2 separate regions of the Homo sapiens genome follow, and region 1 is linked to region 2. The links are chromatin loops, found by intact Hi-C in ENCODE. Cell type or tissue: heart left ventricle. All regions are shown on one strand.

Region 1 (8,000 bases), 430 kb before region 2:
TACAGTCTTTTAACACAGTAAACTAAGCAATGTCAGTCTTACCTGTGGTACTTGTGGGTGTTGTTTTGTGTTGTGTTGGCCTTGCTCGTCATAGCTGTTTCCTTTGTGCCCCTCTGTGGGATGGCCTTTGTGCTTCCATGAGGGTGAGCCATGGGGAAAACATTCCAGAAGAATCTATTCTTGTTGCAGAGCAGGCCTGGATTGTCTGGGAGAGTGACAGACAAGCAGAGACATCAGAGGCCACATTCCCGTGTGCAATCTGCCATACTTTATAGGTCCTCAAACTGCCTTTCCTGTATTTTAATGCAGAACAAAGTACAGAAAACGTTCTTTGCCACTGCATAGCTGGATGTGCAGAGTATGCTAAGACTAGTGGCCCTCCAAGAATACAGGGAGGGGACGATAAGGGCAGCAGTTGTTCATGCTTTATGGAAAAGAGACGAAGCCATTCCCACCCCAAGCTGAAATTAACTTGGTGCACATTGTCACCAATTCCATGGAAGCCACTGTGGCAGACAGACCTCATGAAAGCAAACACTCTTCAAGGTGGGTCGTCTTGTTATAAAGCCATCTGAAGACGGCTGACCCAGCCTATTGTACTGAATTCAATAGCTTGGGTTTTAAATCTTGACCAATCACCTGCACAAAACTTTGCTTTAAAGACCCTCCCCTACCCCCTCCCACACATTCACCTCCCACTGTGCCAGAAAGAAATCCCTGCCATGGAACCCAAGCATTCATTCATGCAGGTCTGACCCCTGGGGTGTAGAAGATGCTGGAATGGAGGAACTATAAAGTGCTTCCAGTCAGGAGTTACTACAACTACCACCAGAGGACACATCCACCTATGTGTTGTCCAGCTCCAAGACCTAAATCCTCACCTTGGATAATAAGTGATGCTGACAAATATGCTGTATTCTATCTGCTGCTGGCCAGGTTAGCTCCAAGAGATAGGTGGCTGGTTAAGCACGGCTGTGGCCAGAGACTTCTAGAGAAGCAAAAACTGAAATCATCTATTACCAAAATAATTTGAAAACAAAATTATCTCTCTCCAACCAGCCAGAGAATAGGTAGATCTGAGAATAAAGAAGAATAAGGAAAAGAATTGTTGCAGCACAATCCTTGAAGAATGCCGTATACAGAGAGCCAAGCAGTAAGGAGAGAAGCATGTCAGACCTTTTTTTGTTCCACAAAGCTTTACTGAGAACCAAATCTTATTCTTCCTCTTACACATGTATATTTTTGAAAATTAAGATCTCTACAGTGACAAGTCTAGTCACATGTGTGTGGGAACTACTGCCGGCAGATACACTCTTCATTTGAAAACCAGTGGTTTTCTAGAATTTCCCAAGAGAATCTACTGAGTTATCTCTAAGGTCTTGCCAAACACTGGTGATAAGAGTTGAAGGAATCATAATATATTTTCACTTTTTCCATAAGAAGGGAGGCAGCATCACCTGTGGTTAAGAGTACAGGCTTTGGGGTTTGTCGGAACAGGATGAAAATTCTGATTCTATCACTTGCCACTTGTGACTCCTTGTGCAAGCCAGTGGTCCTAAGAGCGATGTGAGTTGCTGCTTAGAGTCTATGGTGGGTTAGGGAAGCGGATGATGGAAAGTACTTAATGCACTGCCTGATTCCTGAATGTGCTTCATCCATGGTCAAGTGGGGTGGCCCAAGGGGCTGCAGCTCCGATTGCCTCCGTTTAAGTCCTCCCACATTCTATGCCACCTATTATGACTATTGCTTGGAACGTGGACATGTGCTTTCCATGTCTACTTTGAGTCACTCATACATTCAATGAATATTTACTTAGCATCCACTGTATTTCAGACACCATGTTCTTAAGTGCACCACTACTTTCATTAGGAAGGAACAGAAGGCTTCCAGACTAGACGAAAGACTCTCAGTGAGAAATACTTCCCAGCTTCTCTCACTCCCAGGTCCCCTGCGCTGTGCTCTGCTTTGCAGGGCTCAACATTCATCTCTTTGGGCTTCTTTTTTCTGCCCTCATCCTCCCAAAAGATACCAGAGTATTCTTATGTCCTCTGTCTTTCTTTCTTAACAGAATAAGAATTGATCTTATAAATGCATTCATGCTAAAATATAAATAATTTGTAAGTTCAAAAGCATTAGCCTTTATCTGGATTTTTGCATTTAAACTGCAAGTGAAGCCCTGAGCCAGAAGAGACCTGGAAAGGTGGAATTCCATGGCACTCACGATGTGTCGCTGTCACCTTTACCACCGGTGAACCACTGACCTGTGTTTCAGAGACCGCCCTCCCCCTCTTGGGGTGTGAGTTTGGAGGGAGTGGTGGAGACTTGGCTTTGCTGTGTTTATCTTGAGCCCTGGGCCAGCCAGATTTCTCTTTCATTTACATTATAGCTGTGGTCGTTTTATTTATTGATTTTAGCCGGGGGTGGGGAATTTGGTAACGTCACTGAGTGTTGTCTTTTGGTTCTGTTCTAACTTGTAAATGTTATCTAGTTCTATTCTGTTTTCCACTTTATGTAATGTAGATCCAGGATCTCAATTATCTGAGCCATTAATCAGGTTGCAAAACCTTTCTCTTTCCCACGTGAAAGCAAAAAGGAAGAGTGGGACTTGTCTACAGATCGCCACCACACCTGTTAGTTGGATTTTTAGGATTGTCTGCTTCTCACATACAGTTCCCTCCCTCACTCTCCCTTTCTTTCCCCTTCCTTTCCCTCCCTTCTCCTCACTCTCCCCTGGGAGAGAGGGGATATAAGGTATTACTGAGAAAGACTTCACATGCAGGGCAGTAACCAAAGACTACCAACTTTTTATCTCACACTTTGTCTTGATCACTCTCTTCCATTTCCTAGTGGTGATTTCTCCATCACTAGCAAGCTGGGGATCTGTGATTTCTAGTGCTCGTCCCTGCTGGCCTGTGGCCCCACTCCTGAGGTCCTTTCCAATAGATGAGCAGTTGATGCATTCCACACCTGGCAAGAGCTGGCATTGAATATGGTGATGATCCTCCGTATTGTCCAAGAACACTGTGAGATGGAAAAGGCTGAGGATACCTGCAAGTAGCAGGCTGTGTCAGGATGGATTTTGCAGGCTCTAGATGGATCTCAAGATGTGTCAAAGGCTCCAAAATTGGCGACAGTGGCCTGGGGCTGGGTGGAGTGAGTGATGGCTGGCCCAAGACCCAAACAAATTACTCTGGTATTTCACTATTATCTAAGGAAAAGATAAGTAGTCTATCTTTATGTTTGGGACCTTAATCTCATAAATGTCTGCCATAACAAGCTTATTTATAGCTCATTATAAAAATTAGTGTACCTGGCTTAAATAAATAAGTGGTACAGACCTTGACAGACACCGGAGGATTGCTAGAGGTTTGCCAATCTTGCAGATGAAAGCAAAGATATGTTCTTACCAGACTTCCCATGCAATTTTTTGCACTTTCTATTCCATTTAGATACAAAACTCTTTGAAGTTAAAATAAATAGAAACAAAAAGACAAAAACAAACAAAAAACCTAAAAACATTTCTCTGGACTGCAGTAAGCCTCATGACTCTTTAAAAGACATGGGAAATGCAAAGAGAAGTTTCTTTTAGTCCTACTGAGAGGTGTACTGTCCATGTTTATTTGAAATTTCCCCTTTGTTTATTTTCTTCTTTAGAAGTAGAACAACTTTTTCTAGCACTATGAAGATGTGGTGTCTTCGACCCATTAAGTTAATTTCATTTCAAGTGGAGATACAAGTTCTTATGAAGTTTTTACAAAACTTCTGTTACAAAAGCAGAAATGGGATGGTTTAGCTTTCATTTTCTTTTTGGGGTGCAATTTAATTTAAAGTTCATAAAATATGCATAATGACTAAAATACAGCCTGAATTTACACACACAAAAAAATGGTATTAAAGGACATTGTATATTATTACCCAAATGAAGCCATCTTTAGGCAGCTGTTAAACAATCAAGCTTTGTGTGTGTGTGCACGTGTGTGTGGTGCCCACTTCATACATTTACAAAATACACATGGTAATATGAATAAACTGAATAAGTTAGAGAAAAACAAAGCAGAATTGGACAAAGTTAATACTGCCAGCCAGTTTACAATCTTCTTTGAGCATTTTAACATGAACATTCATACAAAAAAGACAATATTAAAACCATAAAGTCCAGAACCCACTCCTTTTACATAAAGTGGAGACGTGTCACTAGATTAGACAACATGGCTTTGTAACACTAAAACAAACCGTCTGTTCAAAAAGACCCATGCACAAGGAGGCATTATTGGGCCTTGTATCTGCATTGAATGAGCATTCAGAGCACTGATTTTCTATTGTCCCAACTCCATGATGGCCTCCCCCAGCCTCAACACAGATGACAAAAGAGATTTTTAACGATGTAGCACCACGGTAGTTAGGACCCACAGGGCCAAGGCAGAGAGGCAGCTGATCAGAGGCACAGGGAGGATTCTGATAGTGTTTCATGGTCTGGCAACGTAAAACCACTAGACTGTGTTATCAGTGATAGGGTGTTTGTCCTCTAAGGCAGGACATTGCAGCAGGCTCCCAGGAGAGAGTGCCACAGACTGCCTAATGGTGGAAGAGCACTTTCTATTCTGTTCCTTAAGGCTAAGTACTCAACAGTTTTTTAGGCAAACATTTTTTCAGTCGCATTGAAGGTCACAGCTGCATTTGACATGACTTGAATTGGCTGTTTGAGGTGTGTCTCAAACTTGTGCTATTGGCAGCAGAGGTCTGAATGTCTAGGTTGAAACCTGTTCCCCATTTTAAAATCAGTTCATGCTGGATCAAAGGTGAGACCCCTGTCAGGGTTAGCAACGAGTTGCTGATCTGTGTGGTAATAAATAGCTCTGAGTCTGGGAGGAATGGCTGGTGAGGCTGGAGTGCTGTAGCATGTAGAAGTGCGGACGTTGGTGTCTGATGCGCTGCAACGAGGTTTTCACTGTATCGGTGTGACTCTGATGCATCGCTGGATCTCTCTCTCTCTCTCTGTTGTTTTTTTTTTTTTTTTTGAGACAGACTTTCCCTCTGTCTCCCAGGCTGGAGTGCAGCGGTGCGATCTCGGGTGATTACAACCTCCACCTCCTGGGTTCAAGAGCAGGAGGTTTAGCCTCCTGAGCAGCTGGGATTACAGGTGCGTGCCACCACGCCTGGCTAGTTTTCATATTTTTAGTGGAGATGGGGTTTCACCATGTTGGCCAGTCAGGTCTCGAACTCCTAACCTCAAGGGATCTGCCCACCTCAGCCTCCCAAAGTGCTGAAATTACAAGCATGAGCCACCACACCCAGCACTATCACTGGATCTCTTGAACACCCACTTTCTCCTTTGTAAAGTGGTGGCAGCAGCAGAGCTGATCTCTGATGGCTGCTGTGAAGATTCGATGAGATGACCATGGAAAGTTCAATAGTGGTGACGGGTGAGCAGCCCAGAGAGAAGCTGAGCAGGTGAGCTCCTCCCGGTGCTGGCCTTTGCCTGGGACCATGTCCACAGCCAATTATGAGAGCAGACTGCAGTACTCCAGACAGCCCTGGATCCACTTATCAGATTGCACAAGCTAGGAGGGCCTTCAGTTGTAGAGCAGCAGAAGCTAAGTTTGGTTAATTTAATCACAAAGCATAGAGCTGGCCTTGTAAAGACATAGTCACTGCACCATCAGACCGGACAGTGCAGATTGCCTCACAGACACCACTGACATTGGGCTCTGGAAATAGCCACTAGAACTATGGCCCTGTCCCCTCTGAAATGGTGGCTGGCTGCCCCTGCTGCCCCCACCCATAGCAGAAAGGATTCCTAGAGAACCCGTCTTATCACCACAAGCTTATGATCCAAACTTAGGGTGGATGGGCTGTTTGGCAATACCTAGATCTCATACCTGAACCCCCTACCTGTGAGGGGGCAGGCATTTTTAGCTTTTCTGTGGGAGGTGGGCTCCTCCACTAATCACGTCCATGGAGTTCCCTAGTTGGGAGGCCAGAAAAAATGAAAAATGTCTACTACAAGACCCTGACAGATGTCCCTAGGGTTTCCTGTAATTGTCTACTTACTGTCTGCACACTCAGCTTGTAATAATGAACTGATTCCCTAGAGGCCAATGATAGACTGATGTTTGGAGTATTTGACAAGGCAGAAAATTTTCTCTCATATCCTGGATTATGTTCATTGCTTTTATGCCCAAAGTGAAGGGAGTACCATTTCCTCACAGCCTCAGAAGTGGGAAGTGAGCTCGCATGTTTAAAGACCTTCTACATACCTGACAGTTGAGACAGACTGTGGATGGCGGAAAGAGGACTGGACAGAGTCAGGAGACCTGGTGCAACCCGGGCTATCACTTACTAGCTTTGTGAAATTACTAGCTTTGTGGGGTCATTACAGCAGATCTCTGGATGCCAGTCGCTGTATCTGAAAAATGAGCATCATCATCATAACTATCTAAGGGAACTGTAAGAATAAATTACATGACGTTTACGACAGTCCCTGGGACATAGTCGGCATTCAGTGCCCTCAGATGGTTTGGTCTTTGAGCTTTGATTACCTCCTGAGATGATGGTTAGAATCATGCCTGTGTTGTCGGAGGGTCCTTAAGATTCCTCTCCCCATGGCCTCTTCTTGTACTTCTTAGCACGCTTGAAGAAAAATCCCTTACGGGAGCCTCATGCTCTGGGTTTGGGCTTCCTGTCTCCAACAGAATCCAAGTTTTCTTTGATCATGAGAAAAGCTGTGTCCTGAACCAGGAAAGAGGTCAAGGATAGGAGGAAAAGACAGAGAAGGCATAGAGTCCAGGTATGGGGACACGAACCGAGAGGCAATGGGGCTTAGGCAGGGGCTGGGTCTGTGTGACCACCTCACAAGACACAGAAATGAGAGTTCCTTTCTTACTAACTGCATTAGGCATAGGAGGACTCCCTTTGTGTTCCTGGGGGCTTTCTGCCTTGGGGCCCCTTGAAGTTACTCAGGCTTTCTGCATGGCTGCCCCATGGGGCTGCCTGATTCTGCACTGGAGCTCCTGAGTGGATTCCGGCCCCTGCGACTGTGTCAAGAGGAAGCCAGGTTTGAGGACTGGCTGATCCTGGGCTCTGCAGGCCCACGTGTTTTCCTTTGACTCAACCCACTTGAAATTCCCTCCATCTTCTCTAAAGCTCAGAAGGAGGAAACTGGCAGGCCTCCTTATAGAAGGTATCTAGGAGATGAAGCCAGGGAAAACAAATTGGGAATAGAAAGTAACGTGTTGAGACGTGAAGATGGAGGACGACGCTGGACGTTGAGATGAGAGGTCAGACAGGAGAGCTGACTCAAATCTCCGACACCTGGGACTGTGGTCCTGAGAAGTCGGGGATGCCTGGGTTGCCGGGAGGTGAGCTCAGCGTGTCATATTCATTGTCACAGGCTCAGGCCTGGGCTATTGGAGTCCCAACCCTGTGTACTGAGAGAGGTTGAAGAAACTCCCCATGCCCCTCCCTGTGCTCAGAGAGCTTTTACTCCTAGGTAAGCCCTGCCAGCAAAGTTCATGGAACATCATCAAAGCTTTCCCTAACCCCTAGTAGGTAGAGGTTTTCTAGGGAGAACATAGACTTAGCTAGAGCTTTTTAGGGTATTACTGGCACGTGTTGATGTTACATCATTCAATGCAGCTATAGCTTTGCCTCTTCCCAGGCAGAAAGTAGGTTGGAGACTGGAGGATAGAAACACAGGGCATGACTGGGAAAGCCAGGGAGGAGGTTTCCAAAGTGGTGTGTGTGTGCCTCCTGCCTTAGTTGGGACAGGAAGGAAATAGTAGTACTTTGCCTTATTGTTATTCTTATGTTAAAAATAAGAAATACTGAAGATTCCCTAATTTTTAATTCATAGGCTGGCCCATGATCCTCAGTTGGTCTGTATGTCAGGAAGTCTTGAATCACACATCAAATGCCGTGTGCCCATGGGGACCCCCACACAGAAGGAGGCACCTTTTCTCCCTGTTCCCTTCCAGTCCATGACAGGTGGCATGTCATCTGCC
Region 2 (8,000 bases):
CAGTGCCTGTCACATAGAAGACACCACCTAAATGTCTGAATAAATCAATACATAGAAATTCTATTTACCTTTATTACAACAATATATCAGTGTATAATATATAATTTTACTAAAATTTTAACAATTGTACATTATATTTCCAGTATATGTAATATTTTTTGAGTTTGCAATTTTTCAAAATACAACCCAAGATTAATCCAGCCCTGTGCTGTCCAATAGGGTAGCCCCAGACACATGTGGCGATTTGCATTTATATTCATTAAAGTTTACTAAAGTGCAGCCCCTTGGTCATCCTAGCTGCATGCGGCTAGTAACTACTGTATTGGACAGTGCAGATACAGAGCTTTTCTGTCATCATAGGTGGTTCTACGGGACAGTGCTGGAGTACGCACTGCTCACATTTGACTCTAACCCAGCGCTTGGCACACAGAGGACACACATAAACATTATTCAAATAATTGAATTCTACTGAACATTCCAGACATTCTTTTTTTTTTTTTTTCGAGACGGAGTCTCACTCTGTCGCCCAGGCTGGAGTGCAGTGGTGCGATCTCGGCTCACTGCAAGCTCTGCCTCCCGGGTTCACGCCATTCTCCTGCCTCACCCTCCCGAGTAGCTGGGACTACAGGTGCCCGCCACTGCGCCCGGCTAATTTTTTGTATTTTTAGTAGAGACAGGGTTTCACTATGTTAGCCAGGATGGTCTCAATCTCCTGACCTCATGATCCACCTACCTCGGCCTCCCAAAGTGCTGGGATTACAGGCGTAAGCCACCGCGCCCGGCCCCATTCCAGACATTCTTAGAACAGCCAAGATAAAATAGGAGAAGCCCTATGCTATCAATGAAAGCAATCAAAGTAAATGTTTAGCATCAAACAAAGCCAATGCCCCATTTATCTAAAAGGTTGCTGAGATGTCTAGAAAGGCCCAGAGGATTCCCTGGCTGCAGACTTCCCTGATCACAGAGCACACCCAGCCACAAAGCCAAGTCCAAACTGAGCTGCTGAGGCTGGAGCCAGCATCCCTTCACAATCACACCATGGCCTTTGTTGGACTGGTGTGTGGTTCATAACATATTCTTTAACTGGCTTACATAGACTGACCTTCCTGAAGGCGGTTGAGCCAATGTTCCTTCAGGCCTATGTCCAATCTCCTTCTAAATTTCACCAGGGATTTCACTATGAATTAGAGATTTCAGATTAGTCCCCAGGTCCTAATTGATTAGAATGCCTTTTCTAGCCTGAGTGCAGTAGTTAACACAGGTGCCGGCCAGCTCTGCCCTTCTCAGTTTTGTGACCATGAGCAAGTTACTCAACTCCTCCTAGCTCTGTTCATTCATCTATACAATGGGGATAGAGAAAGTTCTACTTGACAAGATTTTTCAGCATCTGATGGTTCGTGCAGCAGTGCACTTGACACATTTACTGCACACGATGCACACTGGCCAGGTGGCCATGTGCAGCTGGGCACACAGAAGGCCTCGCCAAACGTGGCGTCCCTTCACTGCCCTGCCCTGCTGCAATGTCTGCCTGGAGTCCCTTCTGTATGCCTTGCCTTTTTTATTGTTGTCGTTGTTTTTTAATGATAAATTATAAGCTTGAATGCAAGAATTGGAAATGAACACGGAATTAAACTTCTTCCAATCAGAAGAAGGAGAGAAAAAAAACTGAGTCTAAAGAGAATCAGCCCCTGAAATAAACCGTGTACCCACAGAACAGAAGCCTGGCCCGGAGCGACCGTCAGTGGGCCGTGGCTTCTGCTCTCGTTGCTAGCTCTCCTTCACCCTGGACACCCCATCTTCTTCCTGCAACCCCCTCTACCTTGACCTACCTCACTTCTGTCCTCTCCAGGCATTCCTCTGTCTTCCCCCAGCACCAGCCTCTCCCCACAGGATTCCTGGAGATCCTTCCTAAAAGGCTGATGTGTGCAAATAAAGAGCTCAGCAACTGGTAGGATGAATTCAACAGAGAAAATAATACTAGGACAGAGGTCCCTACTTAATCCCATGCTCCTCACCCATCCATGCTGAAAGCACTTCTGATTTACAATGACCACTCATCAGGAGTTTTTCAATCTCCTAATAAATTTCAAAACATACGCATCTTTCTGGGACACCCCAGGAACTTGAGTGAACTGCATTCACACTTGAGAAATGCCAGGCAAGCTATGGAAGGGATGGTTCACCCAGTACGGTATTCTGTCACTTCTTACAAAATTCAGTAATGCCACCCAGACATAACTTGGAATCCCCTACTTGGCCTTCTTATATGTATTTATAGTAATGTACTCTATAAAACATTATTTTACTCAACACTTTTAAACATTTTTATAGGCCCTGACACTAACTACCTTCTTGTCTTCGGGTATATTCCTTTACTGTGGCCTCCAGACTGAACCTTTGCCCAATCTAAGCTTCTCATGATTTTAACAACCTGGTGGTCTTACCCTTTTTCACTTTTTGTCATTCCATACTGAAAGAGCCTTAATGGTTTAATTTGCTCATATTTGGGTCTTTACTTGTCAAAAAGTCCAAAATGAACCTTAAATATTTTAAGTCATCTGAAATATTTTTAAGATGAATCAGCTTTTCAACTTTTTTTTTCTTTGGGGATTTGTTTTGCCATTAACCACATCCTCTTCCAATGTTATGTAGCCAACACTTAACTGTAATGTATTTGCATAATACGGGGCAAGCTTTAAAGAAACAGAAATACTTAATCATTGACATAAAGCTCTTAGTTTTTCCTTTACATTCTTAACTTATCTATCAGTGTTTTGCTTAATTGAGCCCTCGTGTTTTCCCAGGCTTAGGGAGAAATTGCCTTGAGTAATCTCCCAGAACACAACCAGTTTCAAGTGCTCCTGGGATGTTTCAGAGGTGAAGACAGCAGGGCACTGACCAGCTGCAGGCAAACTTTTTATCATAGTTGAGGCAAATAATTTCGACCGCCAAGTTTTGGAGCACAGCATTCATTCTCTGTAGTTCTTCCCTGAGGTCAGACACAAACAACATACTCTGCTCTGCCTGTTCTTACAGTGGCCTCTGCAGGATGCTCTGTTCCTGCTTCCTGCAGATGCTCCTGCCCACTAGGATGAGAAGCCATCTCTGCTCTGCCTCCCCAGGTGGGGCACACTGTACTTCACAGTGACTGTTTTCCTGCCAGTCAGGAAAGAGTTTGCCTTGACTGCTCATGCATTCATCCACAAGCATGTCTGGAGTGCTAGTAAGCTAGTAAGCACAGTGCCAGCTCCCAGTCTGTGTGTGTATTCCATCAAAGCAAGCCTGCCCTTGCTCTAGAATAAGACAGGCAGACAGGCCAGGCACAGTAGCTCACGCTTGTAATCCCAGCACTTTGGGAGGCCGAAGCGGGCAGATCACCTGAGGTCAAGAGTTTCAGACCAGCCTGGCCAACATGATGAAACCCCGTCTCTACTAATAATAAAAAAAAATTAGCTGGTCATGGTGGTGCACACCTGTAATTCCAGCTACTCGGAAGGCTGAGGCAGGAGAATCACTTGAACCCGGGAGGCAGAGGTTGCAGTGAGCCGAGATTGGGCCATTGCACTCCAGCCTGGGTGACAGAGTGAGACTCTGTCTCAAAAAAAATAAAGGAAGGCAGACAAATGATGGCAGCCCCTAAAGGCCGATGATGGCAGGAGAGCCCCCGTGCCACGGGAACAGAGGAGAGTGTGGATACTTCATCCTGATGACTCAGAGGGCAGCAGAGACATGGTGACATTTAAGAAGGGCTTAAAAGATCGATAGTGATTTCCTAGGCAGAAAAGCAAGGGCGTGAGGCATTCCAGACAGAAAATGTCATTCACCAACATGAAAAAATAGACATGCAGAAACACAGTTCAGTTCCATTTGATAAGTAGATGTCTGCAGGGCCCAGAGGCGGAACTAGCTGCAAGAAGTTTGAAATTGGAGCCTAGAGCTCAGGAAAGAGGACAAAATAAGAGTCAGATCATGACCAGAATAGCTGAACTCAACCCGGGAGTACTTAGGTTACGAGAGATAAAAGACTGAGTCAGGGAATATCGACTTTAACTGCCCAGGCAGGAGGAACGGAGGCAACTTGGGGCAGTCACTATGGAGGCAGGAGGACTTGTCTAGTTCTGAAAAACTTTTGGAGGCAAACGTTGAGACCCTCATCCCTGATGGAGATGTTTAGGAAGCCTCACCAGAGAGCCAAGAACAAACCCTTCAATGCACTGCGTTGCCACCAAGGGCTTGCTGTCTGGGCGCTTTTCCATTTGGAAGATGAGCAGTTCCCCATTCTTGGTCTTGGTGTCCTTTATTTTATCTCTTATTTTATGGTCACTCTAACTCCAACTGTTTTTTCCTTTTGTGTTGTGAGATTTTGGTAAATGGACTCACAATAATTTGTGGCATAAGAACATCAATAAATAAAAATAAAGATCTAAAATATGATTCAATGAAGTCTCTAAGTTATTTTATCTACTAAAGAAGAAGCAACCTATTTTTGAGTGAATTCAGTTTTATTTTTTATTTTTTTGATACACGGTCTTGCTCTGCCGCCCAGGCTGGAATGCAGTGGCACGATCATGGCTTACTGCAGCCTTGACTTCCCCGGGTTCAGGTGATCCTCCCACCTCATCCTCCCAAGTAGCTGGAACTACAGGCGCAAGCTGCCACACCCAGCTAATTTTTTTATTTTTTGTAGAGACAAAGTTTCACCATGTTGCCCAGACAGGTGTTGAACTCCTGGACTTAAGCAATCTACCTGCCTTGGCCTCCCAAAGTGCTGGAATTACAGGTGTGAGCCACCGTGTCCATCCCTGTGGTATAGGAACATCAATAAATAAAAATAAACATCCAAAATATGACTCAATGAAGTATCCAGGAGTATCTAAGTTATTTTATTCACTAAAGAAACAACCTATTTTTTAGTGAATTAATTCACTTTCCAATGTCTTTGGATTTAGGCATTTGTGTGGCCACTAACCACATCCTCCCCCAGCGTAAGTGTCCCAGGGGTCCCACACGGGCGGAAGCACAGATGCCCACCTGCAGTCACAGTGCCCTCCTCGCTAAAGCTGTTGTCTTCTGAATACGAGATCCTGAAATGCTGTTGACAGAGAGACTTTTCCAGGAGGTGGGCCAACATGAGCTGGAGTTTTACCTGGGTGTGATGGGAGAGGTGAACAGCTGCCTGGCCCTCTGCTGACTCTGTGTCCTCATTGTGGCCTGTCATTGTAGAGTAACACGGACGAGGTGGAGGGTCAGGGAGCCATGCCAGGACTCTCAGAAGATAAGGCGGAGCAAGGAGAATGGCACGGTGTCTGGGAGTCATCAGAGCCAAGTCATAGGGTAGTCTAGTGGCCATTTGTCCCTTTGGTTCTGTGCTATCCATATGGCCCTCAATGCCCAGATAACGACAGTCCAGCCCCCACTCCACACTTACATGCAGGGAACCCCATCCTTCACCAAGTTCCCTCCAAAAGGGCTCTGGGACGCCCATAGAAGATCTGCAGAGCCCGTGGGTCCAGGCTGCTGTCATTGGTCTCCTCGGCTGGCTGCCTCATCACAAGGAGGACGTGCACCCCACTGCCTGCTATCACAGCGGTTTCCCCAGGCTCTGTCCCTGTTCCTGTATCCTTTCCTGCTACCATGGACACAAGCCCCTCCCTCGATTTTCCCAGCACTAAGATCGGGCTGTAACTTCTACAAAAATATATTGAGGACTTGTGGATAACAGGGGGAATGACAAAAAAGAGGAGAAAAGAAATATATTAAAAATGAATGCCAGATACAGCTGCAAACAGTGTCCATAGGGTCCCCAGCCCTCCAGTATCTCAGCTTGCATGGCAGTTACAGTCCAGCTATCATCCGATATATCCTGGACTGGTTGTTTCCAGCTGCCCCTTTCACCCAATGAGTTTCCCAATTAGAAAGACGAATTGTGTGATTTACCCACCACCACTCTTTCAGAATGCTTTTATTATTTAAAAAAAAATTTTTTGAGACAGGGTCTCATTTGCTCTGTCTCCCAGGCTGGAGTGAAGTGGCACAATCATAGCTCACTGTAGCTTCGAACTCCTGGGCTCAAGCAATCCTCTCACCTCAGCCTCCCAAAATGCTCGGATTACAGGCATGTGACACTGCGACCCGCCTCTGAGTGCTTTTATAATGGTGCCTCTACCAGTGTCCAGGGCCTCTCCCTCTCCAAAAATCAGCAAGGGGGAGAAAAGATACCTTATCTAAACCAGCTCTGCATGATGATCTGCAGAATGCAATTATGTCAGTCCATGCTATCAGACTAGTAAGTTCAAGTTTCTTATTTTAAGAACTGGATCATAAATGCACTTCTTTCTTCCCTTCATACGGCTCTAAAATATCTGATCATATTTAAATCAGAATTACAATTCACCACTCGTGGAGCAGAGGTCCAAGCCTTTCATCCAAAATCCCAAGCTAGGAGCCAAGAGAGCCCATCCCGCAAGGTCTGTTCCCCAACAATGGGCAAGAAAGAAAGGAGGCACCCAGGACCTTCCCTCCAGAGTCCAGGCCATTGAGATACCAGCTGACCAGGGCACTGCACCACTCCATGAGCCCCATCACCGCCCTGGTCAAGAGGGCAGGGACCCTTGACCGAGGTGCATGGGAGCCAAAAGTGTGTGTAGGGCAGTAAATATCACCTGGCTCTGGCCCAGATCCAACAGGGCTTAGCTTGGCCATAGGCAAGAACTGAACAGAACATAAGGAAAGGGTTCTTCACCTCCATGTGACTGTGGCTGCTCCCCGATGTACTGTAGGATGCAACCAAAGGCCCTTTGAAGTCTTTTCCCCCAAAGAAGTAATTGGAAAGAATAACCCAAACTTCCACCTAGAAAAACAGAAGAGCTGTTGGCAGTTTAAACATAACAGTCCCAGGTGTCCTCAGATTCTAGCCATCACATTTTCCACAATGCTGGGGCTCTGTCTCAGAGTCCCTGTACGCTCAGCTCCTCTCAGAGCTCATCCTTTTGGGACGGGTACTGTGGCTTACCATTCCAGGAAGGAGATAGGCCCATCGAGGCACCAATGTTGGCTGTGCACTCATCTTGAAAACAGCAACAAGCACCTGGAACACAATTGCTTTGACTTCATCCAGAGCCTCTGGAATCAGGAAAAGTAGACTTGGTTCTCTGGACTCATGGCTGATTTATCATATGGCTGTAGGTGTGTGGCTCTGTGGCTCAGTGTCTCCATCTGCTACCTCCTTCTTCAGATCCTTAAAATTAAAGGGAGGCCTAAAAGGCACTTGACATTGAGTTGTGTTGTTTTTGTGTGGATAACCCCATGAAAGAATAATCCATTAACAGAGGCATCTCCTACTGTCCCTTCATGTAGTAATCCACCCACTCACCCTCAGCAAAAGTGTGGCACTGCCTTCAAAATATAATTTCAGAAGTTGAAGACTTGTCCCAATGGTTTCTGTCAAGAAGCATCTAGAGGAAGTTTAAATCTTGAGCACATGGCTGCCTTTGCCCTTGTAAATTTCTGTAACTTACAAGGCATCCCCTGACTCCAAACAAAACTTCCTTCTGCTGTTGGTGGTTTGCCATTTGCACCATAAAACCAAAGCCTGCCGAAGATACCAGTCCGAGGAGAATGCGGATGAGTGGGCAGGGCACAGGGACACTGGGACTGAAACTGGATGACAAAGAAAATGAACTGAGGGCAAGTCTGGGAAGAAATGGGCAAATGTTACACCGGTGGCTTGATGGGTATCTTCAAAGTGGTCTTTGCTGATCTTGCATTGTTTCCACAATAAATTCAGAACGCAGGCTGGGAGCTCACTGGACTTCAGTCAGATGGCTTGAATTAAAGCCTTAGCTTCACATTTGTGGCTTTCTGGATAAATCACTGAACTTCTTGGCATCTTGATTTCCTTATCTGCAAAGTGGAGGTGATGATACACATGGTCGGTTTCGACCTATCGACCTCCTTAACCTGATAAGAGAATCTCAGATTCATTTTGAGAATAAACTCCC

The links. Hi-C counts contacts between places; a loop is a spot of excess contacts. Peaks named below come from ENCODE experiments on the same cell type or tissue, not always from the same donor. Only the 100,000 strongest peaks of a DNase experiment are listed, where the experiment ranks them.
Region 1: a loop joins it to region 2, with 2.1 times the contacts of the local background. A loop is called at or near these places in 7 of 110 quality-filtered maps.

Annotation. Positions count from the first base shown.
Region 1 is chr18:10,439,175-10,447,174 of GRCh38, reverse strand. No RefSeq gene overlaps it. Among named protein-coding and RNA genes, the nearest start is that of APCDD1, 11 kb to the left of the region's middle. In heart left ventricle, a CTCF peak has its summit at 4,541; no DNase peak of the experiment used is centred here.
Region 2 is chr18:10,011,364-10,019,363 of GRCh38, reverse strand. LOC124904246 (a long non-coding RNA gene) reads right to left here and starts at 2,072. Exons shown (of 2, transcript XR_007066285.1): 1 at 1,830-2,072. In heart left ventricle, a CTCF peak has its summit at 3,046 (motif pointing left); a DNase peak (open chromatin) is centred at 5,244; H3K27ac peaks cover 6,007 bases.